Regions from separate parts of the Mus musculus genome. Here region 1 is linked to region 2. Evidence: chromatin loops called from intact Hi-C (ENCODE). Cell type or tissue: gastrocnemius. All regions are shown on one strand. Links, peaks and the distances in the headings refer to the core of each region. The heading gives the core; the rest is flanking DNA.

Region 1 (2,801 bases), core at 75-2,574, 170 kb after region 2:
CCCACTGGTTAGAGTACATGCCCTTTACATCCATGTCTGCATCTTAAAAGAGGCCTACACTGGTCAGTTTTCCTCTGCATCAGCCCCTGCCTCCAAGTTCCTGCTCAGTTTGAACTCTTGCCTTGGTTTTCATTAATAGACTATGACTCAGGATACGTAAGGCAAACAAACAACCCCTTCCCTCCCCACAGTGCTTTTGGCTATGGTGTTTCATCACAGCAACAGTAACCCTAACTAGGAGGCCTTGTCAAGTAGTGACTGTTTAGGCAAGGCTGTTCTGTGCCCACTAGTAGTGGCAACTGGAATGTCAGCGAGCTCCTGAGCCCAGCAATACTGCTGGTGCAGTTTTGGGAGAAGCTGTGTAGAGCTCAGACTGAGGACAAGGCCTTGAAGTGACCTTCCCAAAAAAAAGGAAGCCGGCTTCCATTTTCTTGGAAGAATTCTGATTCCTGGGGAGGTGGGGTAGCAGCTGCTGGAAGGAGCTCAAGACCTAGGCACTACTGCTGTGTGTGTTCAGCTAACTCTGGCTCAGGAAGCTCTTCTTATCTCCATCTCTGGTTGTTATCATCAGATCCTTCTTCCCCAACTACTGTTACTAACAAGAATGCCCCAGACATCAATGGCTATTCCCTTGGTAAGGATTAAAAACCCCTTGAAGAGATCCAGTGGTCTAGAAGATTCTGAGGGAGGGGGCTATAATGACCCACGGCATTGGCCATCTGTTTCAAACATTCCTAGACTTTTACTGGTGGTGGTAAGAGCCCCGCTGGCCTTCAGGCATAAAAGTCACTGCTCCTTGTCCTAGTGACTGGGGTGACGGGGTTGTCCTATTTCTTCTGGGTCAGCAGCTACTGCTGGAAATAGCTGATAGCCAGGAATGGAGGAGGCAGAGTACAAAGTCATAGCATTCTGATCAGGAGGGAAAGAAATCCTCCCTTCCCCCTGTGGCTGGCTACCCAGGAAGCTTCTGCTTTCTCTCAAACCACATGCAGAGAAGGGAACCTGGGTCATCCTTCTAATGAGGCCGCCTAGCATGGTGGACGGAGCAGCCCCCTGCCCTGCAGGGGGCTTAGACAGGAGTGCCAGGCTTTGAGCCAGGAGAGCACAGGGAGGAAGGCTGACTAAGCAGGGGATGGTTCCCCAATGCAGGAGGCTTTGGGAGGGACTGATGGGAGCAGTCAGGAGCCTTGGAAGAAAACACTTCTCTCTTCCACCGTGTATTTCTTAAAAAACCACCACCACCACCAACAAAACAACAACAACAAAACCCAGGTAATTTATATGATTCTACATCTTAACTCTGAGTCCTGCCTTAGAAAAACAAAATCACATAGGGACAAGAATGTAAGAAAGACCTGTGTGAATGTGGATGCTTATTATGGGTATGGTCTTGGGGGGTCATGGTTCTCAGAGAAAGAATGTCAGATATGAGGCAAGAAACACATTCTAGCCCTCCCCCATTTAAAGGTGCATAAATGACTAGATCAAAGCCCTGCAGTGTCCTATTACCACCACCTGCTGGTCAGGTTCTAGAATTGCCAGCACAATACCCAAAGACAAAACTGCAAAGCTCAAAAAACAAATACCCAAAACCAACAAATCAAAACAAAACAAACTAAAGAAGCCATAGTTCTTATCCTTGGGCCCACAGGGACAGTGAAATTGCTAGAGTCCTCCTGCTCTCAAACGCAGAGTTGCTGACCCTTCTTGGATGGGGCACAGCAGAAGCCACAAGATAACAACAAAACAAAGTACAGACAATTACCAGAGCTACAGCGGATTAAAATACTTCCACAATGGGGAAAGTACTTGAAAATTAGCAAACCTCAAGTACTTCCGTATCAGGACTCAACTGTGTTGTAACAACCATAGGTCCTGGCAGGAAGGCAAATAATTGATAGGAGCCCCCATACAGGACTCCCCTCCTCCATTCCGCCCAATCCTGCAAGTTCACAGGTACAAGTACACGCACACAGATGTCAGATATGACTTCCCCACAGAAACATAAATGGTGTTTGTGCTTAACACCGCCAAAGCTGTATGAGCCAGGGAGCCTGAAGGGAACTGCAGCGCGCTGAAGAGTCATATGAAGAAATGTATTCACCATGGCAGCCAGTCATTGAGGCAGAAGATAAACTGTTGGATTGAAGCAATCTGTGAAAGGGTGGAGCTATCAGAACAACCTGACAGCAGCAGGGGGTTGGGGTTTGAGAGTGCTGTTGCCATAGCAACAGCCATGGCCGAGGCCATCAGGAGGCTGGCACTTGCAAGGGACAGTGTGGGTATGGGTGTTGGGGAGTGGCAGACTGAGTCAGACACTCCAGAACACTGGAAGACTAATGCAGATAGTGTGTGTGTGTGTGTGTGTGTGTGTGACTGGCTCTTGCCCTTGGCATGGAGGTGATGCATCTAAAACAAACACCTTGCCTTGAAGTGTGCTATGACAACCAAGTTTGCTATAGATGGCCCTCCAGGGCCCCTGCTCCCAGCAGGAATGCTCACTCCTGCCTAACACTTCCAGAGAAAATTACTCGTAAGGAAATGATTAATAAAAAATAAAAAATCACAGGCTTCCAGTAAGAGTCGAGGAAACCCTTAGCCAATAGTTGTTGCAGAGATAATTGTTCTGAATCTATCAATAATGCTAAGCTCCTCTTCATTGACTGCAAATACCAATTTCTTTCACCCAGGATTATAAGTTGGTGTTCTCGGGCTCACTACTGCCATTACGGTGATAAACAGTTCAGACCACAACAGGGTCTGACGTGGAGATCAATTCTGGGTCCATAAAGAATCTACAC
Region 2 (2,801 bases), core at 60-2,559:
CGCCGGGCGGCCGCGGGACGGGGAGATGCGGCCCCGGTATTGATGTCGAAAATGATGGATAACGCGGGAATGGCAAATATACTATTTGTCTAATGGCTCGGCAATTAAATTCCCCTGTAAATGACCCATGCCTCATTTCATCCTAATCTATGGAATTTTGATTGAATTCGTCAGCTCTAATTGAAAAATACTGCACTTTAATGCCTGCATTGCAGTTTCGGGACGAGAGTGGTTTTAATGAGACGGTGCCCCTCTGACCCGGGAATATTCCAGACTTTTATTCGGAATTTAAAGCCAGAAGATTGCTCAACTGAGCCCTGTGATTTCCTCTCTGCTATCCACGTCCATCCATCTCCAGATTCGATTTAATAAACGCACTTGAGGATAAATGTGTCCTCGACCCTCACTTGCCTGGTGGCACCAAGTGGGGGAGGCGCCCTCTCCTTGGGACCTGCTGGTCAGGGCCAGAGGCCTCACTGGAAGAAAAGAGGGAAGAAAGCTGCCCTTTCCCCAGGCACCCCAGCCAGGCACAGCGCCTTCTTGAGACCAAACCCAGGTGCTCTACCTGGAGGAGGAGGGCCTACTGCTAGCGACCTTCTCCTCCCCCCCCCCCCTTCTCAGAGAAAGAATAGGCCCCAAAGCGCTTTATATGCAAATGGCGAGGCAAAGCCATCCTTGAAAAATTAGCTACTTGCTGAAGCATATTTACTAGATTGAAATGAGTTAAAGAGAAACATTTTACGTCGTGTAAACGAGATAATTGAGCCGCATTAAAACTGGAATGTTTGCTCCTTTTCAAGAAAGAAAGAAAGAAAGAAAGAAAGAAAGAAAGAAAGGAAGGAAGAAAGAAAGAAAGAAAGAAAGAAAGAAAGAAAGAAAGGAAAAAGGCAGAAAGAAAAAGAAAAGAAAAGGGAAGAAGAAAAGAAAAGTGGAGGAGGAGAACAGGTAAATATATGTTCGGGTGGAAAGGAAGTGTGCGCCCAATACTGGGAGCCTCGCCCGGCCTTGGCTAGAGCCCTTCTCTCCTTGACTCCCTGAGGGTTGATTCCCACCGCGGCGGGCAGGGGGCGCAGGCGAGTCAGAGTCACGTGACCACAGCAAACCCGAGGCAGAGAAGTGGGCAGGGTCAACTCGGTCCTCCCAAGGTCCTCCGGCCCCGCCCCTCGCCTCACTCACCGGGTCTCCCCTCCTCCCTTCTCGGGCATCCCAAACAGGGTGGCACTAAGGTGGTGGCGCTGGGGAGAGGAGAGATGGAGTATGGAGCACAGCAGGAGTCCAAAGAGCACGGGGTGCCGGTCTCCTGCCCAGAAAACGGATGTGTTTGAGGTTTTGCACCCCAAGAGTTTGCAGATCTGTTATTTTAAGCGAATGAGACAGGATCTAGAAGCCATCTCCCCGGAAAGGCTGTGACTTGTCCTTAGACCAGGCTAAACTTAATGACAAGAACAAACGGCAGGGGCCGCTCCCGGGGCTGCAAAGACCTCTGCACCTGAGTATCCACCCCAGGATGCACCTGCCGGGGCGGAGCTTCGGGATCTCTCCTCACCCACCCACCCATCCATCCCCGCCCTGGAGGGACCATTTGGTGGCCTGTGAGACACGTTTTTAAGGCCTTGCCCTCGCACTAACCAGAGGCGCACCCAGCACTCTTGAAAACCTGGCCTAGACGTGGGACTCTCCATAAACTATGCTCACCGGCAGCCACTCACAGACGTCTCGCCAACGCGCAGTGCAGACACAGTACACACGACAAACTGTGACCCAACAACTGTACTAATTATCCCCGCTTAGTGACACTGTCAGGCCACTGGTGAGAGAGCAAGCTAGAATGCTGGCCCATTACATAGATGGAACCGCAGAGACTGGTTGAGGTCAGCTGCCCATCTACGATGCACAGACCCAGAGGGCAGAAGTTTCAAAACAAGCTGCTTCTAGGATCTGCTCAGAAGAACCTTCACGGAATTTACAGGAAGTCCGAACGTCACATCCGAAATCTGGCCTTTCTTATGCCGCGTGCAAGCACGAAGGTTTGTGACACAGGCTTCTCTTTTGGTTTAGTAGTTTAAAAAAAAAAGAAATTGAGACTATTTTTTTTTTCTTGTCCAACTCTAGACATAAATGAAACCGATGCCTCTGCCTTTGCGGTCCCAGGAGAACTTTACCAGGACCTTCTGCTTCCTGGAACCACAAAACCCCAACAGCTCTAGCCAGATGTCATTGCTTGTGAGGTCCTTAGGGGGCGCTCTGCACGCCCATGCGGATTCTCTATCAAATGTTTCCGATGTTGTAAAGTGTTAAATAAAACTACTTGCTGAAGCCGGGCGTGGTGGCTCACGCCTTTAATCCCAACACTCGGGAGGCAGAGGAAGACGGATTTCTGAGTTCGAGGCCAGCCTAGTCTACAAAGTGAGTTCCAGGACAGCCAGGGCTATACAGAGATTCTATGTCTTTAAAAAAAACAAAAACAAAAACAACCTACTTGCTGAGCCTGCAAGGTGGCTCACTCAGTAAGGTGTTTGTAGCCAAGATGGGTAACGACTTCAATTCCCAGAACCAATAGGAAAAGGACCGATCCCCCAAAGTGTCATCTAACCTCTATACTCAAACAAATAAATGTAAAAGTAGCTGCTCCCTAATTCACCGAAATCTACAATACACATTTGTGCCCTGTTTGTAGATATGAAATACCTCAAGATGATTAAAACTAAAATATCTAATGTGGGGCAAAAGAGAGAGCTCACTGGTTGCTCTTCCAGAAGAGTTCGATTCCCAGCACCCACAGAGTGGCTTACTCCAGTTCC

What was found. Peaks named below come from ENCODE experiments on the same cell type or tissue, not always from the same donor. Only the 100,000 strongest peaks of a DNase experiment are listed, where the experiment ranks them.
Region 1: a loop joins it to region 2, with 2.2 times the contacts of the local background. A loop is called at or near these places in 17 of 42 quality-filtered maps.

Annotation. Positions count from the first base shown.
Region 1 is chr1:89,769,213-89,772,013 of GRCm38, reverse strand. The region is part of intron 12 of Agap1 (ArfGAP with GTPase domain, ankyrin repeat and PH domain 1); the gene reads right to left. Among named protein-coding and RNA genes, the nearest start is that of 4933400F21Rik, 87 kb to the right of the region's middle. In gastrocnemius, for the core only: a CTCF peak has its summit at 1,509 (motif pointing left); a DNase peak (open chromatin) is centred at 2,205.
Region 2 is chr1:89,938,855-89,941,655 of GRCm38, reverse strand. No RefSeq gene overlaps it. Among named protein-coding and RNA genes, the nearest start is that of Gbx2, 9.1 kb to the right of the region's middle. In gastrocnemius, for the core only: CTCF peaks have their summits at 1,041 and 2,233; a DNase peak (open chromatin) is centred at 1,101; H3K4me3 peaks cover 354 bases.